Linked DNA regions of Homo sapiens: region 1 is linked to region 2. The links are chromatin loops, found by intact Hi-C in ENCODE. Cell type or tissue: sigmoid colon. All regions are shown on one strand. Links, peaks and the distances in the headings refer to the core of each region. The heading gives the core; the rest is flanking DNA.

Region 1 (16,222 bases), core at 4,189-12,188, 150 kb before region 2:
CACCTGTGGATTTAACAAGCTCCCTCAGCGCGCATTGACCTTTGAGAGCTGCTGGTTTGGACCGGTCTCGTGTATCCCTCGGTGCTGTCACAATAGCCTCTTCCTGCTACTTTCCCTGCCTCCTCTCCCGACATCTGCTAACTGGTTCTTTCTACTTACACAGCCTGGGTCTTCCCAAAACACAGATCTGATCCTGTCAGCCCCATGACTAAACACCTTTGATGCCCATCCTTAGCGCCTCCCCTGCACCAACAAGGTTAGCCAGGTCCGAGTCCACATTGCCAGGCTGTGCAGCTGTGGTCCTGCCTCTTCCCTGGGCCCGTCTCCCTCCCTGGCTCCTGGACACCCATCAGCTCCATCCACATGGCTTCCCAAAGTGGCTCAGGGGCAATAGACAGAGTGGTTCTGAAAAGATGAGTCCTGTGACAATGCCACCACAGAACACTGGTGTCTGCTTCCAGGGACTCCCTGCTCTTAGATGGGGGTTGGCTCTTAGGAGTTGCTTAGACAAAATTGAAGCCTGCTGTGGGTATGGCTGTGGGTGTGGGTGAGAGCTGGGGGCGGGGAGTGGTGTGAGCACCTGTTCAGGGGTGTGCCCCACCCCCACCAGACCCGTGCTAGGCTCACCTGAGCACTTGGGACATGGGCTGCAAGCACCCAGACTCCAGCTCTGACCTCAGCTCCACTCCTCCTTTGCTGTGACCCCCTCTGAGCCTCACATCCCTCCCCGTGACATGAAATGTGGAAGAGGATTCTCTTCTGGGACTGTCCCCTGTCAAGGGTCACCCAAAATCGGTATCACTCATTGTGAGAAGTGAACAGAAAGGGATTTCCTCCCTCTCTGAATCGACCTTCTGTTGCTGAGTAAGAAATTACCAGAACTTCATGACTTAAAGCAACATCCTTTTTTTTTTTAATCTCACAGCCTGTAGACCAGAATTCTGGTGGAGTCTCTGCTCTGGGTCTCACAAGAATGAAGGGAAGGTGTCGGTCAGGCTAGGCTCAAACCTACCGGTCCTGGGGAGGGATCCAAGTCTTAGCTGCTGATAAAACTAAGGTCCCCATTTCCTTGCTGGGTGCCAACATAGGTGCACTCTCTATGCTTAGAGGCCACCCCCATTCCTTCTATGTGGCCCTCTCCACCTTCCAAACAGCAACAGCATTTCAAGTCTTTCTCACTCTTCAAACCCCTCTGCCCTCCTTTTCTGCCAGCTTTTAAGGGCTCATGTGATTCCATTAAGCCCACCGAGGATAATTCGAAAATAACCCCCTCTGCTAAAGTCAACTGATTAGTAACCTTAATTACATTTGTAGAGTCTCGTTTCTTACGTAACCCAACATATTCACGAGCATGACACCAGGGCACAGGTAAAGGTGATGGGGGAAAAGGTCACAATTCTCCAGAGAAACAGAACCAATAAGGATGTATGTGTAAATGCACACATGTAGGTATTTGTGCACTATAAGAAACTGGCTCACATGATCATAAAAGCTAAGGAGTCCTGGCCCACAAGTCTCTGCCTGAGTCCGACTCTGAAGGCAGGAGGGGGCCGGCATCCCAGGTGAAAGACAGTGGGGCAGAGAGAGAGAGGACTCTTTCTTACTCAGCCCTATGTTCTATTAAGGCCCTTATTGAATTAGAGGAGACCCGCCCTCCCTGGGGAGGGCAGTCTGCTTTGCTCCGTCTACCAATGCAAATATTAATTTCATCCCAAAACACTCTGATGTGGTTTGGCTGTGTCCCTACACAAATCTCATCTTGAATTGTAGTTCCCATAATCCCCATGTGTTCTGGGAGGAACCTGGTGGGAGGTGATTGAATCACAGGGGCCGTTACCCTGGTACTGTTCTCATGATAGTGAGTGAGTTCTCATGAAATCTGATGGTTTTATAAGGGGCTTTCCCCAACCTTCACTCAGCATTTCTCCTTTTTGTCACCATGTGAAGAAGGGCATGTTTGCTTCCCCTTCCACCATGATTGTAAGTTTCCTGAGGCCTCCCCAGCCATGCTGAACTGTGAGTCCATTAAACCTTTTTTCTTTTTAGATTACCCAGTCTCTGGTAATGTCTTTATTAGCAGCGTGAGAATGGACTAATACATACCCCAACAGACAGGCCCAGAAAAAAATGTTTGACCAGATATCTGGGCACCCCATGGCCCAGCCAAGTTGACACAAAAATTAACCATCCCAGGGGTCATTTAAAATTCGGCCTACCTCACCCTTTGTGTTAGGAGTTCCAACCAGCTAGCTTGTCCCACTTCTTCAGGAAATATTTTCTGAGCAGGCTCCAGGGACATCACACATGAGCCTCCAGGACTCCCACCCACCCTTGGGAGGCCCACGGTCTGAAAGGCTACAGACAGGGAAGAACCAGGTGCCATGTGCACGTCAGGGCTGGGGCAGGTGGCTGCCCCCCATCAGGTGCAAGTTCTTGTGCACTCAGTGAGAAGCCAGCCCAGGCAAGTGTTCCCAGCCACATCACTCCAGGCCATGCTCAGGGATTTGCTTTACACAGGGACTCCCTGTGCAATGACTGACTCACCATGTTCTTTTGATATAGTCACACAGAAGCAGTTGACACTGAAATATACACAGGTGGAGTTCTATGGTGGCTGGGAGTTGCTTCAATAATGGGCTGTGGGATGAGCTGGGGGTGTCAAAAAATGAGACCAGCCAAGGTCATTGAGGCTGGCTGGTGGCATGCTGGCATTCATCCCTATTTCTGGTCTATATTTGGAAACATTCATTAAAAAAGGGTTTTAAAAATGCATTTTAAATGACAATTTTTGTCTTCATCACAAAGGAAAAACCACCATCATTTACCATAAAAAAAATCACAAAGTAAATACAATGAAAAGAAAACAAAGGTTACTCAACTCCAGCTAGGTACTAATGAGTCCTTTTTCCTTGTTAACAGGAATATGAGTGAGTGCCAGAGTTTAGGGCCCAGGGTCCAGCAGGCTTTCTCACAGGGATCAGTTTTTAAGAACATGCATCAGTTTTATTTTTATCTTTCTGATTTTAAGAAAGCTGATAACAAAATGCCCTTCTTAGTCTGTGGCCGTGCTGTCTTTAGTGCTAGATGTTTGCATCGCCTAGGATCCCCTGTGGTCTGGGTGAGCCCTGTCTGGGCACACTGCATGTGTGCAGGGGGAAGAGGAATGCAGGTGGGAGAGGGGCCAGAGGATGGAGAGAGCACCAGAAGCAGCCAGGGAGAAACTACTCCGGCAAGGGAAGCTTGGGCTCAGAGATGGCCTCTGAGGCCCCTCCTCCCACCTCAGGACTGGACCTTCTTCTCTGGGTCCCACTTGCAATCCCCCTGCCCTTAAGACTCAAGACCTGGAAGCACTGTTCATGCTCCCCACCCTCTGCCCCAAGCTTGCTCTGGGAAAGGGCCCAAGGGCCCTCCATACCCTGGTTCCAGCATCCAGTGAAAACCCTGCCCCTCCCGCCATCCCCAGGTCTAAGAGGGTACTACTTTGTTGTCTGCTAAGCCTCTTATGTCCTGAGCATTTGAGGAGGTTGAGGTGTCGTGTTCTGAGCCCAGACACAGCTCAGGGGCCTACACCTGTGGGCCACATCCCTGAAACCCTGAGGGAGGCCAGCTTCACAGCTGGTCCCTCCATCCAGAGTTGGGCTTTGGGCCTTCTGGTCCCTGGTGAAGCCAGCCCTCCTGGCCTCTTGGCCTCTCTGAGTCCAGGTCTCCAGCCCACCCCAGTCTCCAAGGACAGGGGCTGAGCAAGGATACAGCAAACTACTGGCTGTGCTGAAGCCACAGGGGAAGGATGGGAGTAGAAGCTGATCCCCCTCAAAGAGCACAGGGTCTAGGGGCAGTGAGTGTTCTTCTGACCTCACTGCAAGGGACAGGGCAAGAGAATGCTCATCCCACAGTGACCTTGTGCCCGGCACTATACTAGGGCATGCCTGTTAGCTCAGGCAAAGACACCGCAGCCTGCCACCTGCCCTGTTCTGGCTTCTCTTAGATAGTGTAGAGCATGGTTGGGCAGTCCTGACCTACCCAGGCGAGGGGGGCTGGGAAATGAATGAGAGGACCTGAGGTGGCCAACAGGGAACGGGTCTTCAGCACGGTGGAGCACACCAGCCCATCCAAGGAAGCAGCTATGTCTCAGCTCCCGCTGGATGGAGGACGGGAGTCTGAAATTTGAACATTATTGTGAAATAGCCCAATTTAAAAAATAAATCTTGGATGGGCAACTAAATCAGAAAAAATAATTGTACAACACAGTGAGAACCAATGCCATCAGATTGCAGGAGAGTCCCACAGGCCATCACTTTGCAACCTCTGGGGTGATAAACACCAGCGGCTGAGTCTGTGGCTCTGCACCAATGGCTTCCAGGTGCTCCAGCTAAGCTGAGCCTGCAAGGGTTTGAGTAGGACTGAGAGGACACTGCCCCGTCTACAAGCTCATGCAGTTGGCAAAATGCACACAGCTTTGCAGGAGTTGGGATGGGACTCATTGGCCCTTGAATCAGTGCCCTGTTCAGAGTACCATCCAACCCAGAAATGGGCCAGATGCTGTCTGAGAATCCCACCCCAGCAGACTAGAACCAAACTGGAACCCAGGGGTCTCCTCCAGGATCCTAAGGGCCACCTGTCACCTTGCTCCAGATTTGCATGTTTTTGCTCCAGCAGCATATGCCAACAAGGACTGCAAACATTTTCAGATGACAGTGTCACAATTACAATCCTTGGGGCGGTTTGCTATTTCCTGTTTTCTCCTTTTATTCCCAAGCCAGGCCAGGCTCTATCACGGGAGGGGGTAGAGGGGTGATGGAGCTGAGACTAGGACAAAACAGAGGTGGAGCAGGGCCTACAGATGGGGCACAACTCACAGTGGACACCACCTTTGATGGTGGACACCACCTTTGATGGTGTCCCTGCTGCCTGGGGCCACCTGCCTCTAAACATGGCATCACAATGACTTCTCGCTTTGGAACAGAGTTTGCAAAGGCTCCAAGGCTGGTGTTATATTGTCCCCTAATGTGGCCTTCAGGTCTCTCCTAGGAGAGCAGCTATAAGCTCTAGCCCTGCCCTGACAGCGCTGCAGGGGAGGTGGTTGTGTACCTTTCATGGGATGCTTCTTTGCCCTGGGGAACGGCTTGATTGAGGCCTAAGTGTCTGACCCATGACCAGGTGTCCCTGTCCTTTGTGCTGGCAGATGCCCTTGTGACTCTTGCCTGACTTGTGTCCAGTTTATTCCTACCAGGACAGCCACTCTCTAGGACAGCACTGAGCAAAAGGGAAGGTAGATTTGGGTGTGTCAGTCAAGTGAGACACAGAGGAGGTAACTCAGCAAAACACATGAAATAACAGAACCAGGTGTTATTACTTACAGGTCCCAGAGAGAAGAGGGCAGCATGCCTCAGGGCCAGCGGGCAGCAGGGAGCTGTCTGGGGCACACAGGCTCCACCAGCACGTCGGGAGCAGGGCCGGGGGGACCCATGGGCCAGAACCTTTACTGGGGTCCAGGGCCTTATCTAAGCAGGTTTCCCATGGGAGTTATAGCTGGTGGGTTTAGAGCAAGCAGGCACACGTTCCATGGGGTTGCTGTGGTAGAGAGGGGGTCGCTGCGGCATATCTGCTCAGTCCATGCAGTCTGGACGTCAGTGGGGTGAATCGAGTAGGCTGTACCCAGCTGTCCCATAGGTGGTGGGGGACATGGTCACCAGGAGGCCTGGTATAAGGCAGAGGTCTGGATCAAACACATTGAGGAACTGGGAGGAGCCAGAGAAGTGGAAACTGTCAGGTGGGTCCAAGCTCTACCTCTGGTCTGAGAAAGTTAAATTTATATTCAAAATGGATGCTGGGGCAACATAAAATTCTAAGAATTCAGTCCAGGTGGAGACTCTGATCAGGGGCTACCCCCTCACTATCCCCATGCCTCTGGGGATATCTGGCCTCTGGTTGGGCCCCGGGTGGTGGCAATTTTCCAGGAGGCAGGAGCCCAGCCTCTGAGAAGTGAAGGAGTGGAGAAGGACATCTCCTGGACCACAGAGGCCCCCAGGCACTGCACCATGTGTAGGGCTGGCTTCTGTCCTTCCAGAGTGGGAAGCCCCATTGTCTTTACCAAGATGAGGAGGCCGTGCCCAGTCGTCCTCCGAGCCAGGTACTTGTCTGCCTCCTGCAGGTGCCCAACAGGGGCTGTGTTGGAGTCGAAGCTGAAAGTCACCCTCTGGCCCCATCTGCTAATTATCTGCCTCCCCCAGGCTGGGCTTCTATAAGTCCTGGGAGTGGAGCACCAATCTCTTCCCAGCAGGGAGCACATCTGAACCAGCCTTCCAGCAGGCCTTCCCCATGCCTCCAAGGCACTCAGAACTCAGAAGCCGATTCCTTCAGGATCTGCCTCAAAAGCAGCCGAGGGGGGCTTCTCTCTCCCCACAGGAACCACTGAGGCTAACACCGTCATCCCACCTCTTGTCCTCAGGCCAAACAAAGTTGTTACTTCCCTGGCTGCGATCAGGGTCTACAGCTGCCTCCTCAGTAGGAGTGGCTGTAAAAACAATTATTTCTTCTTTCATCTCAGTCAGAAAACTAAGCCGATAGTTGAAGAGGCAAAGAATCAAATATTAATAGAAATGGCTGTGTAATTCTTATTTGGAATATTAATTATGTGAAGGGAAAGACAGACGAGTTCTTTTCTGTGAAGTCCTAGTGAAGGAGCTCTCCCCAGTCTCATCAAAAAGCCTAATACAAATAAACAAGGTCCCAAGGCTGAACAGGACCTGCCCCAGGCAAAGTGCTGCAGTAGCAACACACCAAAAATAATCATGCCGTAAGTATCTCTGTGCAAACGCACTTATATTCATGCAGTTCTTTGGGCCCTGGTACCTATCTCTTAAAGGTTCGTGTAGGAAATATTAATGCCCCATTTTATAAGTGAAACAATAAGCTCAGAAAGGGGAAACCTCTTACCCAGGGACTCACAGCCGATAAGTCATAACTGTATCAGGAAGGATTGAAATCCGAGTCCAGCGCTCTCCCTGCTAAAGCCCCTTAACTTCGAAAATCTTAATCTCACAGCATCCCTGGGTCTACACCTTATTCGAACCATTCTATAGAAAAGGAAACTTGTATTTGAGAGACAGCATTGCTTTTGACCCCTTCCCAAATCCCCCGTAGCATCCGTCCACCCACCCATTCCCCGCTGTAGCTTCCCAGCACCCTAGGAGCCTAACCCATGTTTCTCAGGATCAGAACCCATGGGGTTGGTGCATCCGTGTGTGTTTTGCAGTCCTCAGGCTTTCCAGCTCAGTATTTAAAAAATATCAACACACCAAAATCACAGAACACAAGGTTTCCGCACCTTGGCAAATTCCCTGCTGACTCAGCCAGGCTGGGAGGGAGCCAAGTGTGGTAACTTCTCCGGCCTTGTGTGAGAAATATTTATTGTTGAATAGTCCTCTGTTTAATAAAAGGCACTCAGGCCTCTCGGTGAGGCAGAGAGGCTCCAGCAAGCACGACTCTATTTCCCAAGCCTGCCACTTTCCACTGGGATTATTCAGGGGTAGCTTCATCCTCACTTGTCCAGTAGAGCTTGTGTTTTCCCTCTGCAGAGCACAGGGTGTGGCCATGATTTACCTAAGTCAGAACAGGTTTTTCGGTTTCCATTTTCACCCTATTTTGGTTTTGCTTAGCGAACTAGGCAAATGACTTAACTCCTCTGCACTTCTGTTTACCCATCTGTGAAATGGCTAGAATGTAATGTAGACGCTGCTTGATTTGTAAAGAGCTAGCCTCTGATTCACCTCCAGATAACCTGATTCTTCCCAGAAGTGAGAGGCGAGGGCTTGTGTTTGGGGCTGAGGGGGCTCCTTCCTGGAGGCTGAACGGGTGGGTCTGTGTTGACTTGAAAGGAGCGTTTGAAATAAATGCCAGAATGCAACAGAGAAAATGGCAAAGGACTTCAGGGCACAGGAAAACTACCTCCACTGTTCAATAATGCACGAAGCTTTTTATGATGCTTATGAGAACAGCTCCTGTCTGCAGAGGAGAGGCCGACAGAGCCAGTTTCAGAACAGAGTGTTCATAATATATTGGATTCCAAATCCCAACGACCAAAGACCAGGGGGGTTAATCATGTTTCAATTACCTCCACAATTGCAAAGCATGATATTTATGTGATGTGCCCTGGCCATCTCTGTGTTAAAAGCATCCTTCCACTGGCCATAACGAGCACCTTCATGTCTGCCCCCTCCGGCCCACCCCTGCCTGTCCTGGGATTACTTATGTTCAGACTGGGAATTGATCACTGGCTTCCGAGCTTCTGTTGCCAGGATAACACACGGGGCTTTTTAATCTGTCAGGCTCCCCTTTGTTCTTTGGGGACTGGCTGCTGAGCAGTGCCCAGCAGGGGTCAGAGGCAGAAGGGTGGTGGGTGCTTTGCAGGGTGTGAGGGGAGGTGGCCAGGGCACCTGGTGTTCAGCAGGTTGATGACTCTGGCCCAGGTCTCTCTGAGCCCTCTAATGCTGTATCCTGCTGCCTGTTGGGGCAATCCATCAAGAAGCCCATCATCTTTCCCCAAAGCTGCCCTAGTCTCCCTGATCGCAAGCTCAGTGAATGACAGTCGCCCAAGTGAGGAGTCTGGGAATTGCCCCGTCCCAAGCTGGATTCCACTGTTGATAGCTTAAGGCCCTTCCTCTTCCTCCCCTGCTGTGTTGCCATAGCCCCAGTTCAGGAGTCCATCCCCCATGTGTAGATCTCTGCAACAGCCTCCCAAAAGGTCTCTGTGTCCTATACGCTCCGCTGCCTTCATTTCATTGTAGCCAGAGCTCTCCAGCCCGGCCCAGCCCAGCCCGACCCACTGTCTCATCCTTGCCACCAAGCAGCGCCCCCCCGCCTTCCTTGCCATCACCCTGAAGGCACCCGGAGGACTGATGGCTCCCAGATGCCCTTCTGCCTCTTGTCCCAGCTCCCCCAGCCTGGAAGCCCCCTGGCTCCACCCTCTGAGTGGTGCACATTTACTGCTGGTCGAGTATCCATGTGCTTCCCCGCATTTCCCAGCCCCTCTGCAATGATGCGGGGCCACGTGGCGAGTCCTGATCCAGGGACGGAGAGCAGGATGGTCAGTGTCATTTCCAGCTGAGGCCCAGAGGAGCAGGCGGAGATCCCCAAGTGCTGTCTCCCTCAGGATGAGACCAGGGACCTCCAAGGGCAAAGCAGCCACGGTCCCTGAGTCACTGCAAAGACACCTGGATGCCAAGTACGCATACGTGGACTGCTATGCCTACGTGGACTGCTATGCCTGGTGAAGCCCAGCTCAGTCACTCCTCTAGGAGCCCCCAGCTAAACTCAAGTCCAAGCAGTGCTTCCATAGTATCCTGTGATCTCCCTGAGGGAAGGAGCTTTGTGTCTGATAGAGTTTGGGTGTTTGTCCCCTACAAATCTCATGTTGAATTGTGATCCCCGATATTGGAAGTGGGGGCTGGTGGGAAGTGTTCAGGTCACGGGGGCAGATCCCTCATGAATGGCTTGGTGCCATCCACCAGAGTAACGAGCGAGTTTTCATGAGAGCTGGTTGTTAAAAAAAAAATAACCTGGCATCTCCTCCCCTCTCTCTTGCTCCCCTCTCACTCCGTGACATGCCAGCTCCCCTTCGCCTTCCTCCATGAGCAGAAGCTCTTTGAGGTCCTCACCAGGAGCAGATCCTGGACCCATGCTTCTCGTATAGCCTGCAGAATGATGCAGAACTATGAGCCAATCACACCACTTTTCTTTATAAATTACCCAGCCTCAGGTATTCCTTTATAGCAATGCAAAATGGACTAATACAGTCATTGCCGCCATCACTGCCTACCATGTTCTGAGCTCTGTCTAAATGCTTTACACATCTCATCTAATCCCAATAGTCGCCCTCTGAGGTCTATACTATTCCCATTTTGCCAACCCAGAAACTGAGTTCTCGCAGGTTAAGTGGCTTGTTTAGCCACCCCGCTACTGAGGGACAGCCTGTCCAAGCCCACATGCTTTCCACATCAGTATGTACAGCCAGCACTTAGCACAGGGGTGCCCACGGTGGGTGCCTGGTGAAGTTCGTTGAATGAATACCTAAAAGATGCTCCACCTTCCGACCTTCCTTTTACGCAGTGGAGCCTGGGGCTGGGCGAGTGGGGGGGGGTTTCCCAATGGGCACTGGGGACAAATGGCAAGTTGTGCCCAGGAAGGTACATCCAGGGCAGGTGACTCCAGACATTTTCCCTCAACTCAAGTTGCAGGTTACTTTTGTGATGGGGTCTTTGTTTCCTTTCTTTGTTCAAAAGGAAACCAAAGAAGGATGGGCTGGCCACAGCCCCCATCGCTTGCTTCCACCCTGACACTCATCTGAAGGCTGTGGTTTGGCCTCAGGACCTCTGGCAGCAGCGCCCATGTGACTGCCCCTGCCCCTCACCACCTCTGTTTGGGGGAGGGAGGACGAGATGTCTGAGCTGGGCCTGAGGCAGTGGGTGGGGCGCTGGGAGGCAGGATGAAGAGGGGAGCTTGCAGGGGCTCTGGCAGCCTCTGCTCTGGTGACACATCCAGCACAAAGAACCATTAGGCCAATTGTCTTCCTTCCTGGGCAAAAGAAAAGCACAGCCAAGGTGACAAGTGAGAAGGCTGTTTGAGAGTCCCCAGGGAGTTGGGGGTGGGTGGACGGTCAGCTCCGGGAGGTGGTTTGGGTGGAAGGAGGAGGGCTGCAAGGTGAGCAGACAGTTTGGAGTTTGTCCTTCCATGACTGGTGGCATGGTGTCAAGCTCTGGGCAGAAGAGAGGGACTCTGCCTTCCATGGGCATGGGTTTGTCGGCATGGCTGTACCCAATTGACCAGTCACTGGGCCTCGGGAACCCACTGAAGGTAGTTGTTTGTCTTTTTCTGCTCTGCCTGGCCTGCCTGAAGGCCCACTGAGACAGCCTGTGGGGTTTGAATTCACTCTTCATGATCAGCTTCTCCTGGGGATTAGAAAATCCACAGCCTAAAGCCATCTCCTGCCCCACCCACCTCCACCATCTGCAGGAAGGAGACAGTGGAAGAGAGAGAGAGCCCCTCTTTTCCCTTGGGATACTGTCATGTTTGTGTCTAGCTGTGATGCCCAGAGCAGCTGCACCTCACCTCCACCCTGAAGATGCAGCCAATGGGCAGAGCTCATGGGATCCAGGAGAAGTGAAGTCAGAGCTTTGACATCCTGTCTGGAGCATGACCTGCCAGGATTTCTGGGCTGTGAGATGACAAATGTCCTTAAGTCTTAGATTAGTTTGAGTTGAGACCTTCTATTGCTTATAACAACATCATCCTAAGGATGTTTTTGGGAGTCTGGGTCTTATCCTGGGGCAATGGAGAATAGATAATGAATGCTGGTGGATGGATGGATGGATGGATGGATGGATGGATGGATGGATGGATCAATGGATGAATGGATCAATGGATGGGTGGGTGGATGGATGGATGGATGGATGGATGGATGGATGGATGGATGGATGATGGTCACTTCCTGGTCAAAAAATATGAGGCTGCTATAAAGGAAATGGATTGTCAGGAGGAGGCTTCGGGAGCCAGAAGCAGGAAGGATTGGAATCTAGTAGGAGTTAGGGGCCTACCAGTCCATGCCAGCCCCACCTTTGCAAAGAACATTCACCAGAGATGGGAAGCCCCCCCATGGAGCAGTCAGCCCATCCAGCTGCTGAGATGGCGCCATGACCTAGAGGGACATCAGGCATCCCGTGCAACACGGCTCCCACTGTTGTTGTCATGCCGACATGAGTAAAACTCTGCAGAGACGCAACATGCATTGTCTCTCCACCCACAGAGACAAGCGGAGTGTCCGTGTGTCTGACTGTGTCAGCACAGTCATTAAAAAGCATGTTTCATTGAAAACACAACCACATAATCACAGCCATCACCTCCTATTCCCTTTAATAAATGAAGAAGTAAATCTCAGACCTAAAGCCCAAGAAATGTCAGTGTGGGGACTTGGGAGAAGAAAACAGATCACAAAATTAGGGCATTTACTCTCCTGTATGATTGCTACTCCGATAAGCCACCCTGCCCGAGGCAGCCACCTTGTTTATCCTAAATGCTCATTAACTGTTGGGTCATGGACAACAGATGCTCAGGGTGCTTACGGGACATTGGTGTGGAGCTCATCTGAAATCTCTTGGGAGACCCTGTTGGGGCAGGAACGGGGAATCACACTTGGTTGGGCTTATATCACAGCTCTGTCATTTCCCGCCTGGATGATCTTGAGGTGGTCTCTCCTCGGCAAGTGTAACATGGCGGTTTGAGGGGGTCTTTTTTGTAAGGGTTAGGTCCATGTCAGGGAGAGCGGAGGAGCTGGGTTCCCTGGAGGAATTGAAAGCAGGGAGTTCAGTTGGGAGGGAGGGAGGGTATAATGTGTAGGTGACAGAAGGGCTGGCTTTTTCATGTTTTCTCACCACAATTTTTAGCCTCCTAAAATTTTATTCTCTGCCATAGATTCAATATTACATTGTTGGGTTCTGCTTAAACAGGTTATTTATCAGTCATCTGCAAAATGAGACCCACCGAGGCCTATCTCAGTTGTGAAAGTCCAATGAAGCACTTTCTGTGTTGGCCGGAGCTGAGCCACACCCCTCCCTAATCCACCTTATCACAAACCAAAATTGTCAGTGCCCTGATGGATTCACAGGCTTCCTCCAATTTCACCAGCACCCTCAGGTTCAGCTGGCCAGGGACACCCTCACGGTTCACCTCTGACTTCACACTCTTTGAGCCCCGTATGTCCCCTGCCCTTATGTAAGGGTCAGGGAAGGAGTGGGGAGGTGAGGAGCTTCAGCAGAGGTGCTTATATGGTCATTTTTCCATCAGCTTTCAAAACTCCCATGGTGTCTCCAAGACAGCAGCCTATGTGGCCAGCATTAGGATGAACCCAAAGTATTGGGTATTCACCCTGTGGAGTTTCCACAAGAGGATGGAAAAAGACAGAAAGTACATAAATGATGTCGGTTCCAATGAATCCACATATCTGAGAAGCTGGTGCAAAAGATGCCTCTGTTCTAGATCATTCTCTGCATCTCCTCTCTGACCTGATTGACCTAGAGTCCCCCTTACCCTGTTGTATATGTGGGGGTCTGAGATCGACTGCCCCTAATAGCAGAGGAAAAACCTTCCCAGGCCATTGATGGACATTATTCAAGAGTCCATCTCATAATTCCTGCAGGCTTGAGAGCAGAACATTGGTGTGAGCTCAGGAAAAGTCAGGGGATAAGAGATAGAGGGAGTAGAATTCAACAATAAACTTTCTACACGGCCTCCTCTCAGCCCCATCCAGGGGGGAGGGCTGGCAAGAGCTGGATAGGATGTCAGGCACCGTGCCAAGCAGGGAAACTGAGGCAGAGGCCAGCCCTGGGACTGGGCCTGCAGAGCAGAGGGAAGGGAAGACACCATCAAGTGCTCCAGAGGGTCTCCTGGGATGATGTCACGTTCACTGGCTCTGGAGGACTTCCAGGACATACTACCTAGTGGCAAGACTAGCATCTTATATCCTTAGGTTCCCATCATGGGCCCCAGCAACTCTGGTCGGGATGCTCAGGGGAAGGTGGCGACCAATGTTCCAAAGAACTCAAACATCATTCACCTGCTTCCCACTGGGCAGGCTATTCTATGAATACTCCTAGCACTGGGAACATGACATGCGGAGGGAGGGCCCGAGAGAGCCGTATAGATGACTGTGTCTTTTTAAAGACTGTGTCTAAAGAACTGTGTGGGCAGGGGCTTCTGAAGAAGATGGAAATGGAAATGTCCATTTCTGGTTTTGAAAGTACCAGAAATGAATAGCCTCCTGAAGACGGAAGAAGGCTCTGCTGGCTAATATTGATTATCTTTGGGGCCAGAAGTTGTTTTGCAGTTGTTGCTGATTGAAAGGTTTTCTATTAATTCCTACTGGCAGGCAGAATAAGAAATATCGAACACCTAATTGCCTTTGAATTAACGACACCCCCACATGTAATATCTTAACCAATGCACCACGCAATCGATGCTTTGCCGAACTAGGCAGGTTCGGAAGGCGATGGCAGTGCAGCCCCGGGCGGGGGCAGGGGAGCACTAAAGCACCGGGCAGTGGGCTCAATGCAGCGCCTCCTGCTCATTTTTGGCCATCAATAAAGTTGGTGGGCAGGAAGCCCCTCCCATCAGGGCCCTAGAAAACAGAGATGGGAGCACTTTGCTGGAGCGAGCTGTGGGCAAAGAATGGAGCACTGAACTAGGAGTCAGAGATGTGCATCCGAGGCTGCCTCCACCCTCATCCTACCCTCATCCTACCCCATGTGACCCCCTATGTCTCTGTCCCCTTGGCTGCAAAGTGAGACTCACTGAGAACCACCTCATTTGTGAAAATCCAGTGAAATAACTCATTGCTGTACATGAAAGCATTCTGTAATCTATGAATGCATCTACTCATTCATTTAAAAATGTTTATTGTCAGGGTGCAGTGGCTCACGCCCGTAATCCCAGCACTTTGGGAGGCCGAGGCAAGTGAATCACCTGAGGTTAGGAGTTCAAGACCAGCCTGGCCAACATGGTGAAACCCCACCTCTATTAATAATACAAAAATTAGCCAAGTGTGGTGGTGCATGCCTGTAATCCCAGCTACTCAGGAGGCTGAGGGAGGAGAATTGCTTGAACCCGCAAGTCGGAGGTTGCAGTGAGCCGAGATTGCACCATTGCACTCTAGCCTGGGCGACAAGAGCAAAACTTCGTCTCTCTCTCTCTCTCTCTCTATAGAGAGAGACAGAAAAGATAGGCAGGAAGCCAGGAAAGAAGGCAAGCAGGAAGAGAGGAAAGAAAGAAGGAAGGAAGGGAGGAAGGGAGGGAGGGAGGGAGAGACGGAAGGAAGGAGATAACTCTGTGATGATGCTGGAATGTACATGTCTCAGTGAGCAGTGACAGATGAATAGCCCTTTCTAAAGACCCCTTAAAGACACAAAATGGTAGGTAGCAGAGAGAGAGAGAGAGAGACGGAGTTTTGCTCTTGTCACCCAGGCTAGAGTGCAATGGTGCAATCTAATATATATATATTATTTATATATATTATTTATGTATATTATTTAATGTATATTAAATCTAAATATATATATTTAGCCCTAGTACATCAGCACTGTTCTGGGTATTAAGCTTACAGTCATGAGTAAACCAGACTGAATCCTTGCCCTTAGAGAGATTGGCTTCTAGTAGGGAGGCAGGTGATGAGACGAATAAGTAAAATGTGTAGCACTTCAGTGGCAAAAAAATATAAAGAGAAAACATACATCAGGGAAGGAGAAATAAAAGGATAAGAGGACAGAAATTGGAGACGGTGAGTAGAGACCAGGTTCTCCAAGAGTTTAGCTGTGAAGGGAAGGAACTGAGTGGGTTAGAGTTGGAAGGCAGGTGGGGTCATGGGAGGGGTTTACGTTTACAAGGAGAAAGTATGGCATGTTCGGGTTTTGATGGGAATGAACCCATGAAGAAAGAAACCTCCTTGAAGGAGGAGGAGGGGGAAATTTCTAGAACAGTGTCCTTTAGAGCAGGAAAGAGAAGATGGGATCTGGCACCAGGGATTGACCTTAGCTGGACACAGAGATGGTTTGTCCACAGTAATAGGAGAGAAGATCATGAGGGCCAACAGGCTGGTGGGTGGGGCGCTTACGGACATTCTTGGGTTGCTTTAATTTTCTCGTTAAAGTAGGTACAAGGCCTTCAGTGTTGAGCGGAGATGGGGCAGAGGCCCTGGGGCTTGCAGGGACAGGAGAGTGAACATATGGCCAGCTGTGTGTGGTCCTGGTCCAGCACCCCAAGGCAGACCAGGCACTGTGGCTGTGTCTTCCTTCAGCCACATTTGGTTTCCAGAGTGCAGGCCAGGGTAGGTAGCCGAAAGGTAGATTCAAGAGGGGTGTAGTTGACCCAGAAAGCACAAAAAAGCAAAAGGGGCTGGGGCGTGGAAGAGGATGTGAGGCAGTGGTCATAATGACAGCCCAGGGAATTCAAGCTGGGTGAGGATGGGGTGGGGAACAGTGAGAAGGACCAAGGGACAGAACCTCCTGATGGGTCAGTGGATCGTTGGATGGGAATAAACCTAGGCAGGGGGTGGTTGTTCAAATACCAGTTGTGGCTCTGGTTTGGGCAAATCTTCACTCAAGTATTTGCTGGGCTTTCCTATGAGGCCAACATTCCCCTAAGCACAATCAGGTGAGGAGATCATGGTTGGGTGGATGGG
Region 2 (16,222 bases), core at 5,565-13,564:
CCCCAAGTCCTCCGACCCTCCCGCCGGACCTCAGGGAGCCCCGGCTCTGAGGCCAGTGCCAAGTGCAGCCCGAGGTTGAGGGACCGGATCTTGGAGGCTGAGAGCCCACTCCATCACCTGCCTAACACCTTCATGCCTCAGTTTCCTCATCTGTAAAATGGGGCTCTGAATAGGACCTTCCTCATAGAGAACCATGGGAGGATTGATTGAATGAGAGCTTTTTATGTTAATGATTAGAACAGTGTCTGGCATAGTACACACTTAAAAAAAAAAAAAAAAAAAAAAAAAAAAACCAAGACCGGGCAAGGTGGCCCACACCTGTAATCCCAACACTTTGGGAGGTTGAGGCAGGCAGATCACTTAAGGTCAGGAGTTTGAGACCAGCCTGGCCAAGACAGTGAAACCCCATCTCTACTAAAAATACAAAATATTAGCTGGATGTGGTGGTGTGCACCTGTAATTCCAGCTACTCTGGAGGCTGAGGCAGGATAATCACTTGAGCCCGGGAGGCGGAGGTTGCAGTTAGCTGAGATTGTGCCACTGCACTTCAGCCTGGGTGACAGAATGAGATTCCATCTCAAAAACACATAAAAAAAAAAAAAAAACCTAGATACTTCCATTATGATGATTACCTTATTATCTCCTTAGTTCCCAAACTGGAAACTTCTCATTCCTCTTCTCACTCACCCTCATGCTGGCCCTTGCAGTGGGAGACAACAGGAGACAGGTCACTGTGGTCACTGTGCCAGCTCTCCACCATGCACTCCTCCACTGCAGGGGCCAGCAGCTTCTGAAGTGCCCCCCCGTGATCCCCACCCCCTGGCATTTATGTCCTTGAAAGTGGACTTGTCTTAGTGACTTACTTCTCATGTGTAGGACCCAGCAGAAGTACCAGAACATCACTTTGGGATTAGGTTATAAAAAGACTGCAGCTTCCGTCTTGCCCTCTCTTGGATGGCCCACATTGGGGGAAGCCATCTGCCATGTCATGAGCCAGCCCTATGGGGATGTGTATGTGAATGACCTCCCCAACCAAACCTTGAGAAGGCTGAAGCCCCAGCAACCCCTTGACTAAATCATCATAAGAAACCCTAAACCTGAACTTCTTCGGTAAGCTGCCCCTAGATTCCTGACCCACAGAATAGTGAAATAAATGTGTGCAAATAAATGTGCACCTAAGTTTTGCGGTAATTTGGTATGCGGCTATAGACACCTAACACACTCAGCAAACTCCTACTCATTGGTCAAGACCCAGGTGAAATGCCCCCTCCTCCATGAAGCCTTTCAAAGTACTTTGTACTTGTACTTATCCCATGATCAGTTCTCACGCTGTTCTGTCATTTCAGTTTACAAGACAAGCCTGCTCCCACCATGAGGCCTTGATCTCCTGAAGGGTAGGGACAGGGTCTTGGTCATCCAGGCCAAGCACAGAGCCTGTCAGTCAGTCAGTCAGCAGGACCTCAGTCATTGTTTAGTCAAAGAATAAGTGACTTACACAGCAGCCGCCACCCTACAGGCCACCATCTTGCACACTTCCCTTCTGGCTCCAGGAGGCTGCCTGGTGTGCTCCACCTGGAGTCCACAGGCTGGCCAGCTCGAGCTTGGGCCCAGTCCTTACATCTGCCCCAGAGGAGGTGACAATGATTTCAAAGATCATACCAGCGCACACCCAGCCTCCCACCCAAGCCAGCATGCCCCGTCACCATGGTCAGTAAGAGTCCCCAGGGCAGGGCCCAGAGGGGTAGAAAGGAGACAGCTTTCTTGCTGGATGTGTCTGTCACTCCAAGTGTGGGTTCCTTCCAGTAAGGAAGGACAGCTCTCCATGCCCTGCGCAGGCAGTGAGTGGGTGAGAGAGAGAGGAGTGAGCGGGCAAACCGACAGATGGACGGATGGATGGGCGGTGGGACCACAGACTGGATTCCTCTATAGACACGCCAGGCCTTCAGCTCAGGTGCAGCACAGCTTCCTGGCATGCGTGCTGGACTAGGGACTGGGTCCTCACATCCACATCAAATGCCTGCTCCCCAGGGACACTGGGCAAGTCCTCTCCCTGTGTGTGCCATGCCCTTTGACACACAGCCTCAGGTCATCCCACAACACGCCCAGGACTTGCCATCTCACAGATAGGGAGAGTGAGGTGGACGGAGGCTGAGCAGCTTGTTCAAGGTCATGCACACAGTAGAGCCAGGAATCCCTCCATGGCCAAGTGGGCCCCTGACACTAGATGCTGGCCAGGGTCACCAGGCGACCTGGACATCCCTCAGCCTTTCACAACACCACTGGAGTGGGTTGAAGGGTGATCTCCAAAAAGACACGTCCATGTGATAGCAGAACCTGTGATTGTGACCTTATTGGGAATTTTTTTTTTCTTTGCAAATGTAGTTTAAGGACCTCAAGATGAGATCATCCTGCTTTAGGATGGACCCTAAATCCAGTGACACACGTCCTTGTGAGACACAGAAGATACACAGAGGGGAGGGCCAGGGGAAGACAGAGGCAGAGACAGGAGTGAGGTGGCCACAAGCAGGGAAGGGTGACTGCCCGCAGCCACCCCAAGGTGAAGAGGCTAGAAGGGGTTCTCCCTGCAGCCTCCAGCGGGGCGTGACCCCACCGACACCTGGAGTTTGAACTTCCGGCCTCCGGAACTGTGAGAGAATGGATTCCTATTGTTTTTAGCCACCAACTTTATGGTGATTTGTTGCCACAGCCCTGGTAAAATAATGCAACACCTTACATAGAAAATGGCTATTTCTGCAGCACACTCAGGTACACTGAGGCTGCTTATGCTGGACACTCCCAGCCTGGGGGTGTTGGCTGCCACCCCCGCAAGCCTCACCAAGGGCTGAGATATCAAAACACCCAGGTTTTGGCACCTGATAAAACACCATGTCACCTGAAAAGCCCTGGCTCAGAAACTCCGCCAGGAGCATCCTGAAGTGTCCACGTCCCTCTCGCCCACGTTTTTGGTGCACTGTGACTCTAATATGCTTCATTGGTAGTTGATTTTCCCCCACTGATTTTAAGTGAGGGTTTGGTGGAAATGACAGCCATGACCCCCACCCCGATCAGAGTGGACAGCTGGCTCAGGGTATCCTGGGGCTTGGCAGAACTTATGCAGCAGTGTGTGACCTGGGGGCATAGGTGCAGAGATGGGGTGGCGAGTTCCCTGAGGTTTTGGGCGGAACACTGGCCAGGGGTTGTCCAGCCACAGTCAGCCTCAGCCATTTCCTGCCATCCATCCCTATCCCGATTAACCTCCCAGGCAGGGACAGGTGGTTTCCACCTGTCGTTGACATTGTCGTCAGATATTAACTGAGGTGATCTTAGGAACTCCAAGTTCCTGAGAACTTCTTAAGCCCTGAAATTCTTTCATACAACTTCCTACACCCTTCACAGTGGTGGCTGGTGGTTTGTTGTGTCTTGTTTTGTTCTTTACAGCAGGCTTACCATGGTTTTCTTCCGTTTTAAAGAGAAAAAAAAAAAGGAAAGGATCTGAAAAGTCTTGAAGGGACATGTTTATGAATCTAAACTTGGCTCACCTTGTGGTGGATACAGCAGACACATCACTGACCTGCTGGAGAGGCCTCGAGAGCTACAGTGGTGTAGACCTTGCTTGTGGGGAAGAGTAGGCACCAGCAATTCCAGCAGGACAGAGATGAAACCACCTGAAAAATCCTCCTCCCTGTCTTCAACCTTGGAAATGCAAGCCCAGCCAGGATGGCTGGTATCTGGTCAGAAGCCAGCCCGCCCTCTATGACAGCTGAGCAAACCTTCCTAGAACTCCTGGAGACAAGGACACAGGGACAGCTCAGAGGACTTGGGAACCCAGCACCCTGTGCTGTTAGCCCGTCAGCACTACTGTTATTTTTGCTTGCCAATTTCACAACAGTGACCCGCTCAGGTCCCAAAAGAGTAGGTATTTTATTAGTATGAGATCTGCTCTTTCGTGTTCCTCAATATTGGCTAAGGTATATAAATTGTAAATAGCGCCCCCTAAGGCAAGTGCTGTGGGATCATTGCTATCATCATCCTTGGTGTCTGCAGGAAACCAATGACCATGTCGTGAAGACACTCAAGAAGCCCTCTGGAGAGGTGCACATGGCAAGGAACTGAGGCCTCCTGCCCACAGCTGCACATACATGCCAGCCACATGCGGAGCCACCTGGGGAGGAGAGTCTCTAACCCCAGACCAACCTTCAACGATGGCAGCCCCATCAATATCAGACTACAGCCTCATGAGAGACCGCAAGCTAGACCACTTACCACTCCCAAATTCCTGACTGCAGGACCTGTGTGTGTTAGTAAGTGTATATTCTTGTTTTAAGGCACTAAATATGGGGTAATCTGCTACCAGTAACAGATAACTAGTGCAGCCCTACATAACAGTGATTGTGTGAGGACAGGGAGTGAGGAGCGTCTGATCACTCCACGGCCAATTTCAGGGCATCAAACCCCCATGAGAAGGCTGGCTGAACAGCAGCACAGATGGAGAGCGCAGCTGAGCCGGGGCCACTGAACTGCCCAGGAAGGAAAGCAAAGGCAGGGAATGGGCCAAGACAGTCCCAGAAGACAAGTAGAGGCGTGCTGTGAGTGCACACCCAGCCGATTATACTCCACTCTAGCAGGTGCAAGGTAGAATAGCATTTAAAAATAAGAATTCCCCAGACCTCTCACTGTGTTTGCAAAACCCAGCCAGCTGTCTAGGGCATTGTTCCAATGGAGGAAGGAAAAGTTCTGCAGGATATTATAATTTTACCCCAAAAGAATCACTCAGGAAGTAAAAGAGTCCGAACATTGGCTCCAGACCAAGGTGGGACTGGGGCACATGGCCTCTGGGGACAGAAGACCCAGCACTACCCATCTCTCAGCCTTGGTTTCCTCCTCCACAGCACTGCCTTTAATAGCACTTGGCTGCGATGATCAGATCAGGTGAGACATATGAGTGTTTTGCAAACTGTAAGGTGCTTTGCAAATTATAAAGTAACTACAACTAAATATATAAGGCCATTGTTTTCAGAGGAAACATATCTCTACCCAGTCCTAAGGCACCAGCTGTCTCAGAGACAATGTTGAACACTAAAACAAAATACAACACACCAAAAGCAGGGCAAAAACACAGACTTCATGCCCTCATCAGACTCCAGGAGACCTGGATTCAGCTTCTGGACTCAGAGCTTGACAGCTGTGCCAACTTGGACAAGTCGTTTTCTCATTTGTAAAACAAGGAAGTGGCACAGGAAAACCTCCAAGGTCCCTCCAAGGCCAAAAGTTGTATTAATCTGTACGCCCTGCTACCTAGATAAGCCTCTGAGAAAAATGTACTAGGTAGTGTTTCCCATGAAATCACCACGAGCTCGCTGAAATTGCTTTGCAAATTTGCCTTGCAAATTGCTTTGCTCCTTCTACCTGTTTCTATCTATTGGAGTACTGTTTACCACAGACCTAGAGAATCATAACAATATAATCAAGTTAAAATAACTGGTAGATTCTGAATTTTGTGCCCCCAAGCAGAGAATACACCTTTTTCTCAAATTATCAGTGGAAATTTGCAAAACACTTACCAAATACTTATACAAAAAATAACTTCTTTAAATTACAAAAAGCAGAAACTGTGCAAGCCATTCTCCAAACCACAAAATGCAACAAAGCTAGGCTAGAATGCTGAAAGTCTGAAGAACCAAAAATAGACAATTCATTTGGAAACTAAAATATTCTTTACATTGGCTTCAGAAAATGAATAAAAAATACAACAGAAAATTAAAATATGACTTGTCAAAGCTTACTGCATACTACCAAAGCTGTATTAGGAGGTAAATTTGTAATATTAAGATGCCTTCATTGTTAAAATAAAACAAAACAGTTTTCACTTCCAGGATGACAGCCTGAGTACCTCCACGAACCACTTTCCAGTGAAACAAACAAGGCTGGCAGAAACTACCTTTAAAAACTACCTTTAAAAAAACAACCAACCATTTAAAAATCTCTGGAGACTGGAAACTAAGGGCATACAATGAATAAAGAAGCACTTATTCAAGAACAGCTACTAAAACTTGGTAAGAACAGTGAGAATCTGCCGTATCTCAGCTGTAACCCACTCTCTCCACTTCTGTTTGATAGAAGCGTCATTCCAGGTGGGTGTGGCCAAGAAATCAGGGTTCCCTCTCCCCTCATCTCCCAATTTTTGTTTTATTTTGAGACAGAGCCTCACTTTGTTGCCCAGGCTGGAGTGCAATGGCGCAATCTCAGCTCACTGCAACCTCCCCCTCCCAGGTTCAAGCAATTCTCATGCCTCAGCCTTCCGAGTAGCTGGGATTACAGACGTGTGCCACTATGCCTGGCTGATTTTCGTATTTTTAGTAAAGATGGGGTTTCCTCATGATCGCCAGGCTGGTCTCAAACTCCTGACCTCAAGTGATCCACCCACCTTGGCCTCCCAAAGTACTGGGATTACAGGTGGGGGCCACCATGCCTGGCCCTCATCTCCCAATTAAAGCTCAGCATATCTCACTAGGAGAGCCAGGCCACCATCATCTCTCATCCCCTCCAACTCCAAGTTGCAAAGGCTAAGTTCCAGGTGAGTGTAGCTGGGAAACTGGAGCTACCTTTTTCTCAGACACTACCCATAGAACAAAGACATGGCAGTCCAAGAACACTGAGATCCCAACCACCCTCACTCCAGTTTGCTCATGGACAGAGGTTATGGGGTAGAAGCAAGCTGAGAAGATCTCGCACAATTTCTGCTTTTTGTAATTTAAAGAAGTTATCTTTTTGGATACTTGATTATATTATCAGAGGCCACCATCCACTCAGTGCCCAGAGTTATAGCTCAGGGAGTTTACCCAGAGGAAAAGTTAATCCGTAAGAAAAAAGGGAGCTCTGAAGCTTTCCCCAAAGGAACTGACTTTATTTGAAACAGGCTGTGGTAAAGTTCAAGCCTGAGGGCACTCTTGAAAACAACATCTCCTCTTAATTAAGAGCAAGCTAAACCAAAGACCAGCTAATTCACCAGAAAGAACAAGGGACACAGACAGCCAAGAAGAGCCCTCCTGAGGTCCTAACAAACCTCAAAGACTGGCCTCAAAATCTACTTCTGCCTGGATTTACTTGAATCAGACTCTGGAGCAATTTATACCCTGGGACATTTTCAAAAACAATAGAGTGGCTGGGCACAGTGGCTCACGCCTGTAATCCCAGCACTTTGGGAGGCCAAGGCAGGCAGATTACTTGAGGCCAGGAGTTCAAGACCAGCCTGGGCAACACGGTGAAACCCTGTCTCTACTAAAAATACAAAAATTAGCCAGGCGTGGTGGCATGCACCTGTAGTCCCAGCTACTCAGGAAGCTGAGGCAGGGAGAATTGCTTGAACTGAGGAGGCGGAGGCTGCGGTGATCCGAAATCATGCCACTGCACTCCAGCCTGGGCAACAGAGCAAGACTCTGTCTCAAAAAAAAAACAAAAACAAAAACAAAAACAAAAAAAAACCACAATAGAGATAGAGCAATCATCAAGTAATTAGTGGGATCTAATGGGATGGGTATATTCTCAAATGAAGCAGGCACCCTAAGGAGAGATCAGGAAAAGAGATAGTCCAAGAGAGCCCTGCTGAAGCCAGTCATCCCAGGGTGACTGTGCACACACCCCAGGCTGCATCCTCTGAGGATGATGAAAATATTCTAAAAGCGATAGGGATAAGGAATGCACAACTCTGTGAAAAGAGCAAAAACGATTGAATTATTCCCTTGAAATGAATGAATTGGACCCGTGAATTACACCTCTACAAAACTGCTAACAAAAGTAATAATTCAGAAAACAAAGGGCCTACCTATTCATCTCAATATTCATTTTAAAAAATTGAGTCTTGGCCGGGCGAGGTGGCTCATGCCTGTAATCCCAGCACTTTGGGAGGCTGAGGCAGGTGGGTCATCTGAGGTCAGGGTTCCAAGACAAGCCTGACCAACATGGTGAAACTCTGACTCTACTAAAAATACAAAAATTAGCTGGGCATGGTGGCAGCCACCTGTAATCCCAGCTATTCCAGAGGCTGAGGCAGGAGAATGACTTGAACCCAGGAGGCAGAGGTTGCAATGAGCTGAGATCATGCCACTGCACTCTAGCCTGGGCTATGAGAGTGAAACTCCATCTCGAAAAACAAAAAAAATCAGTCTTAAGAAAGGAAATGATGACAATAAAAATAAAACTAAATAACCTTGACAGCAGAAAATACAATGGGATGAATTAATAAATTGATTTTTGGAGGTCTCACTACTCCCGTTTCTGTTTGCAACAGTTCACATTTCTGCAGAATGCTTTCAAGCGCTCCCTGCGTAACTCTCATTTCCAGAAACAGTCTCTATTTGACTCTTCAGCTTTTGAATGGAAAAAGAATTTTCACCAGATGCTGCCAGGAGCGCGTCCCTTCCCTGGGATTCCCTGAGTAATTCCTTATCAAGTGCCTCAGGCACGGAGGCCGCTCTGGTTTTGCAGCCCATACTCAGATGTGTTGCTCCTGCAGCTCCCAGCCAGCCAGTGAGAAGGCAGCACTCAGCTGCAAAGATTTCTGCTCAGATCCCCAGCCCTAGGAAGAAAGCTCATTATTTGGACTAGGCCACCACTCACCACAGAGTAATCAGAGGGCAGCGGAAACCACCTGCCTGAAGGAGAAATCCTCTATTCAGGAACCTTGGACCTGTTCAGCTGTGCCACTTACTAGCTAGGTAACCTGAGCAGATCACTTGGCCTTTTTGGGCTTCAGTCTCCTCATCTGTGCAGTGGATATACAGATAGCTATTGTGAGGATTAAGTAAAATATTGTATATGAGAGTGTGATATGGTTTGGCTGTGTCCCCACCCCAGTCTCATCTTGAATTGTAGCTCCCATAATTCCCATGTGTTGTGGGAGGGACCCAGTGGGAGGTAAATCATGGGGATGGTTTCCCCCATAGTGTTCCCATCCATGGTCGTGAATAAGTCTCACGTGATCTGATGGTTTTATAAGAAGCTTCCCTTTTCACTTGACTCTCATTCTCTCTTGCTTGCCACCATGTAAGATGTGCCTTTCGCCTTCCACCATGATTGTGAGGCCTCCCCAGCCATGTGAAACTCTGAGTCCATTAAACCTCTTTTTCTTTATAAATTACCTGGTCTCAGGTATGTCTTTATCAGCAGCAGTGAAAATGGACTAATACAAAGTGCTTTGTGCTTATCTCCTTTCTTCCTCAACTGTCATGTGTCAGAGGCTTATCCCAATCTCCTGTTCTCACCCTCAGCTGCTTTTGTTCCAAACTGACCCGCTCCCACGCTTAGAGGCAGCCTAGGCTTGGAGGAACCCCAGGGTCTCCATTTAAAGGCTGCTTAATCTGTGTTAAAATAAACTTGAATTGAACCAAAGGTAAATGACGCAGAAAATAACAATCCCATCCAATGGGAATGGACAGGGATGATTGGGACTCTGCCTCTTTGGTCTGCTGTCTGCGTAATGGAATCCGATACCCTATGGCCGTAGCTGGGCTAATGGAGGGTGATGGAAACCAGAAGGAGGACTGGCTTGACAAAATGCAGACATCCACTGGTGTTTACAAACCCAACAGCTAGGAGCCTTCTCTGAAAGCCAAACTCGGCCTCTTCTCTCCCTCAGCATTAATTTCCAACACAAATATTTGGAAATAAAATCATTAATCCTTTTTGCCAAGTTTAGGGGGTAGGGTTGGGGGTAAATAATACCATGTCCAACATCAGACCCAGCAAACAGCCCCATGCGTCACTCCCTACAGGAAACAGCCTTGTGCAGCAGGACACTGGCGCAGTAGATGCTTAGCCAACACTGGCCAGTTCTCTGGGTGACCAGCAGAGCTCAGAGGACTTCCTAGAGCTCACCCAGAAATGCGACCCTAGCAAAGTCCTAATGCTTGGGAAGAATGAGGGGAGAGGGGAGAAAAATTGGGAGTCAAGATGGAGTCACAGAAATAACTCGGGAGCCAGCAAGAGGCTACATCTGCTACCAATAGCAAGTGGACAGCTCTGCCCTCACACCCGGCTGCTGGGACGAAATGGAAAGCAGCTGGTCTCCCCGGGAAGGTCCTGTCCCCATTTGACGTGGGCGAGTCCCATAGCCCAGTTTTCTCACATTCCTTTACTTCTATGTGAAAAGACAGGTTTCTAGGCACACACCAGGGCCTGGCACCTGCACAGCAAGGTCCTGTTTCAAAGCCTGGGGACAACAGTCATTCAGGATAATAAAGTGCAAATGTATTGCTGGGGAAGCTGGGGGCTCTGTAGGATGTGACCTCTTTGGCTTCTGATGCTCTACTCTGGGGCCTGATCGCTGGGGGCTCCTCCCTTCTCTGACCCTGTGATGGGTTGAATTGTGTCCCCCAGAAAGATACGCTGAAGTCATAACCCTTAGTACCTTGTTTGGAAATGGGGTCACTGCAGATGTAATTAGTGAAGTGAAGATGAGGTTGTACCAGAGTAGGGTGGATCCCAAATCCAATATGACTGTTGTCCTTATAAGAAGAGGGGCTTGAACACATACAGAGACAGGGAGAACTCCCTGTGACCGTGGAGGTAGAGATTTCAGCTGTGGGCCGGGAGCATCAGTCACCTTGGGGAGCTGGAGAGAAGCAAGCAGCGGTTCTACCTAGGGTCTCAGAAGCGCTCAGTTCTGCAGACCGGGGCATGTTTCAAGCCACCCAGTTTATGGTGCTTTGTTGCAGCTGCCATTGGAAACTAATTCAGGGCCCAAGCCCTAAAGCCTAATTCCACCCCCAACCTTTCTCCACACCCTGTGGGGGCGGAACCATGGTAGGCCTGAGAATCCACCTGGAGGAGGGGTCAGTTGCCCTGGGGAGTTGCCATCAGAAATTGCAGAGGCTGAGCAAGGCCTGGTGTGTGCCGTACAGAAGTGGGTGGGCATGAGGAAGGACGAGGTGGGCACTATCTCCTGGCAGGCCCCTGACCTGGGGAGGGGCTCAGGGAGGGTGGAATCAGGTGAGCAGAGAAAGGCTGACATCTTCTCCAGCTGTGGACTCTGAAATGACTGGGACTAGAACAGAATCAAGCCTCCTCTAGACTTTTCGTGAAAACCTTGGAGTCTCTGCCAACAGAAAGGGGGAAAAAGAGCCCCAAACACACCTACTTCCCATTTCTCCATTACAGTGGAGGTAGAGACTGCCTATATTATCATATATTTGACCAATTACAGTTTTGGGATCAGACAGGACACTGGGGTCAAATATAATTAACATATATTATAACAAATATGTGTTAATTGTAACATAACAAATATATGTTAATTACATTTGACCCCAGTGTCCAGGCTTGACCCCAAAACTGTAATTGCCCCCATCCCTGACCCCAGCCAAGCTCATGCTGTACTCAACTCTATTTTCTCATCCGGCCATAGCCACGCACCTCTGAGTCCAGAGACTTCCAGTTATTTCTACTTTTCCAGCAGGAGGAGGGACAAAAACAACTTGGATCTGAAAAGCAGAGGGGGAATTAAGAAAGTATCTCAGCCCCGGGCAGCTTTTTTTTTTTTAACCACTAACTGGGCAATGAATAATTTATAGCCAAGAATGTTTGTGGGGGCATAAAATGTTGACAAGTCAAGAAAAACCTCTTAGCAGCCTAACGGGCAATCCATCTTTAAGAAACAGGTTTCAAATGCACAGCTCTTGAAGAGGCTGGTTGAGGTTGTTTTCTCTCTCTCTTTTTTTTCTCTTTTATCTATATGGACATTGGTGAGTGCTGAAATATGCCTCACTTCAGCACGAACTTGGGCTGAATGATATCCCAGGCAAGAATTAAATCATCGCTTCTTACAGCAAGAAATAAACACCCAAGCGAGGGAGACCCTTGGCGCATGCGGTGGAGGGGAGCTGGTGAGCCTGGCAGTGTTTGATGGGGCCTTTGTATTCCAGGCAGGATTCAAAGCTCAAGCTCAGCCTCACCGGAGCAAGCGGGTGACTCGGCCCAAAAGAACATTCCTCAGGGAAGCTCCAGGTGAATCCTCTGTGATTGCACGACTGAGACCTTCTTGTCCTTCAGATGTGGGCATCATCGTTAATATGCCCGGGTCCAGGAACCAGGATGGCATTGCAAGGTCTTCATGCCAACAGTGGCTGGGGTGATGCCTATGATGCCAAGTGCCCTGATAACTACAAGGCCAAGCTCATAACAAGCACCTGCCGTGTTCCAGGGCTAAGTTCCTTACAAAGAACCTCTCCTTTCGTCTTCGTGTCTGCTCTCTGGCTGGTGCTAGTTAGACTGCCCATGTTGTGGCTTCCTTCTCTGCTTCAGGAGGGCCCCTGAGAAATGGGAGCTCAGGGAGGACCTGTAACTCTGTTAAAGGAAAGAGGTGGTAGAAGCTGGCTCCGAACCTGTGTTATTCCCTTATGCTTAACCACCTTGCAACGGCCATCTCCTATGGTTGCTGACTTAGTTTTGGAGGCTGAGTTTTCCAGAAAGCAGCAGATATTGGGGTGTGCCTCCTCGTAGTCTCATTCCCTCAATACACCCCCTCCTACTCTGAGCTTCAGATGACCAAGGTTATAGTTGTACATGGAGACCCAAGTCTAGACCAAAGCTAAGCTAAGCATATCTAGGAATAGGACAGGTGAGGCTGGTGCCATTAATCAGAACTGTATTTGTTATCTGCTGCTGTGTAACAAATGGCCCCCAAACTTAGCAGCTTTAAAACAACAAATGTTTATTGCCACACAGTTTCTGCAGGTCAGGAATCCAGACACATCTCAGCTGTGTGTTCTGGCTCAGGGTCTCTTACAAGGCTGGCATCATGGTGCCTGCTGGAGCGTCTGTCATTTCAAGGTTCAGTTGGGGGAGGATCCACTTCCAAGCTCAGCCACATGGTTGTTGGCCAGTGCAGCTCTGCACCAGATGTGGGACTGAGGTCCTTAGGTCCTCACTGGCTATCAGCAGGAGGCCTCCCTCAATTCTTAGCCACATGGGCCTCTCCATAGAGCAGCTTATAACATGGCAGCCAGTTTCCCTCAGAGCAAGGGAGACAAGAGAGCAAGAGAGTGAGAAAGGTAGAAGCCAGAGGCTTTGCTGTGCAGTCTCAGAGTGACATCCCATCACGGCACACACTCAAGGGGAGGGGGTACACAGGGGCAGGAACACCAGCAGGTGGCACCCATGGGCAGCAACTGCACTTGTAATCTAGCATTATGTAAGAAAGTACATAACAAAGCTTCCCACAATAAGCACTTCACATCTCTCACAGTTTCTGTGGTCAGGAATTCAGGAGCAGTGTGAGTGGGAAGTTGTGTCTTAGGGTCTCTCACAGGACTGCAGTCAGAGGTCAGCAAGGGCTCCAGTCCTCTGAAAGCCTGTCTGAGGCTGAAGGACCCACTTCTGGGTGGTGCACTCACGTGGCTGTTGGCAGGAGGCCTCAGTTCCTCTCCACGTGTGCCTCTCCTCGGGGCTGCTTGAGCATCCTCACAGTATGGTGCCTGGCTTGCCCAGTGTGCAGTCCAGGAGACCACGGCAGAAGCTGCAATGCCTTCTGTGATGCGGCCTTGGAAGTTGTCCCACGCCATCACTTCTCTAGTATTCTACTGGTCCTGCCCCATCACTTCCACAGTTTTCTACTGGTTACATAGGCCAGCCCTGTTCAGTGTGGAAGAGGACACCACAAGGGCATGAATACCTGGAGGTAGAATCATCACGGAAGCCATCTTGGAGATCAATTCCCACATCAACTAAGCAATCCCACCATGGGTTGGAATCACAGGGTGCTGGAGCCGAGCAAAGAGGATACTGGACCCCAAGCCCATGCACACCACACTCTCTGCAGTCCCCAGAGTGTGACAGCCGTCTGGGGCCCTTGTCTTTACGATGTTCCCTCTGCTTGGCAGGCTCTTCTCCCACAGTGGGCTCCTACTCAACCTCCAAAGTCCAATTCAAATGTTACCTCCTCTAGTCCTCACCCTATCCCCTCACACCACCCCACTCACAACATGGATGTCTCCCTCCACAGGCCCCTGTGCAGTTTTTGCATGCCCTTATTATCAGCCTTATCTCAGAATCTATCTGCTTATCCCATGTGTCTGAGGCTCCACATGGCCAGGGACCTTGAGCTACCTGTGTCACCTGAGCACCTGGCCAGGGTCTGCCCATGGTAGGTGCATGGACACTATAAGATTGAGCCAAGTCAGTCTCAGTGAGTTTCAGGGCTGGGCTGAGACCAGAGTGAAGGTCCCAGCTTCCTGAGCCCTTTCCTGCAGTTGCAGTGGGACCTTTCAGCACATGTCTGGGGTGAGAGCCTTCCCAGAGTCCGCCATCAGGCCTTAGCCCGTGGGTCCTCACACATGACACCAGGAAGGAGCCTCAGCCCTGGCTGGGGACATCCCTGAGCTGCCAGTCCAGCTCCAAGAGTTGAGCATCTCCATCAACTCTTCATCCACAGATTCAGTACATGTCCCCAGATTCCTGCCTGGCTTTCTCCCTGCAGCTGGGCCCATTGTAGACAGTTCCCCCAACACTCCACTAAAGCTTGGTGTGGGCTGTGATCCATGGAAGGTCCTCACAGGTGCAGGCAGGGGGAGGCAAAGTGCCCAGAACGGGGCTGAATGTGATTGCTGGGCATATCTCACACTGAAGGAGTTTCGGCTGCCAAATAGTGCCTCACTGCTCCAAGGACGGCACGGCCTTTCCCATGCACAGGTGTTCTAAAGGGTGCACCAGTTAACTGAGTGTGCATCAGTTACCTGAGCAGTGCTGTCACCTGGACTCCTTCAGCCCTGCCTCCTCCCCTCCTTCACTCCAATGGAGAGGGGCCTTTTAGCCCTATACCATGGCAAAGTGAGTCTGGAGGGGTCCACTCACATTCGCAATGGGACAATGGCTTGTCTGGAAGCTGCTCCTGTCCAAAGAACAAAAGGTGACAGAGCTCGGACACAAGGGTGCCCACAAGCAGGACAAGAGTAGCCCAAGGGGCAATGGCAAGATAGAGCCAGAACAGGGAAGGAGGAGGAGCTAGAGAGGGAGAAAGAAGGCAAAGGGCCGGACCTGAGGGGTCTCCGAAGCCTGCCCAGTAGCCACTGGCATTGGCAACAGTACTTGGGCTCTGGTGTGTTTTCCATCAGTGGCAGCTTTGGCACTGGTCTCTTTCCAAACACCCTTCCACATCTTTTCAGTACATATCAGGACATATCACATATTATGTGACTTGAGGTCCCTGTATTAGTTTGTTTTCGCACTACTATAAAGAACTGACCAAGACTGGGTAATTTAGAAAGGAAAGAGGTTAAATTGACTCACAGTTCCGCATGGCTGGGGAAGCCTCAGGAAACTTACAATCATGGTGGAAGGCACCTCTTCACAGGGCAGCAGGAGAGAGAATGAGTGCCGAATGCAGAGGGAAGACCCTCATAAAACCATCAGATCTCATGAGAACTCACTCACTAGCACAAGAAAAGCACAGGGGAAACTGCCCCCATGATCCAGTTACCTCCACCTGGTCCTGCCTTTGCCACCTGGGAATTATTACAATTCAAGGTGAGATTTCGGTGGGGACAGACAGCCAAACCATAGCAGCTCCCAAGCCCCAGAAGTCTGGAGTTCAGTAGATCGGTGGGGACTGGCATTTTTGTTTTAATCTCCCTCCAGTCATTCTGATGCAGCCCAGCTTTAAAAGTCCTTACATTGATGGTAAAGCAATTGTCCAGCCCCAATTTTCTGACACAATCCCTATTTCCTAGAGCTTAGGAATGAAGGTAATTTGTATTAAAATGTGAATCATTCTGTTTTCCACCTATTAAGTCCTTGCATGTAAATTCATTTCTATATTTTAGAAATCTGTTGACCAGTCTTATCCTCCAGTTTGGAATTTTGCAAAGTTCCATTACTGTACACTTGATTGTTGAAAAGAAGATAGAGAAGGACCTCTTCAGAAGAATTTCTGAAATGAACCATTCTTATGGCCTCTTCCAAATGAATTTGCACTCATCCGATTCATTTATTGCTCTAACTTCCTTCCTGCATAATGGCTTTCAGAGTCTAAGGAACAAGCTGGAGAATTAGGCCTGAAAATCCAATCCTTTATTAGCTCCGGTGGCCTGAGTCTGGAGGCTCAACAATGTCTTGCTGGTCCTGGTCACATCTCAAGATTTATTACGGTCTTTCCCTCTCAGCAAAACCCTGCATGAGAGCAAGGGCCAAGCCTGGGTTTCCTTAGCAATGTGCACCCCCTGCTGAGCAGTGC

The links. Peaks named below come from ENCODE experiments on the same cell type or tissue, not always from the same donor. Only the 100,000 strongest peaks of a DNase experiment are listed, where the experiment ranks them.
Region 1: it touches region 2 in a loop (3-fold over the local background); 5 of 110 quality-filtered maps call a loop at or near these places.

The regions. Positions count from the first base shown.
Region 1 is chr10:124,099,032-124,115,253 of GRCh38, forward strand. No RefSeq gene overlaps it. Among named protein-coding and RNA genes, the nearest start is that of CHST15, 14 kb to the left of the region's middle. RefSeq lists an enhancer at 7,516-7,785. In sigmoid colon, for the core only: no CTCF peak of the experiment used is centred there; a DNase peak (open chromatin) is centred at 7,360; H3K4me3 peaks cover 332 bases; H3K27ac peaks cover 1,438 bases.
Region 2 is chr10:124,246,234-124,262,455 of GRCh38, forward strand. No RefSeq gene overlaps it. Among named protein-coding and RNA genes, the nearest start is that of CHST15, 160 kb to the left of the region's middle. RefSeq lists an enhancer at 1,296-1,796. In sigmoid colon, for the core only: a CTCF peak has its summit at 9,831; DNase peaks (open chromatin) are centred at 9,528 and 9,778.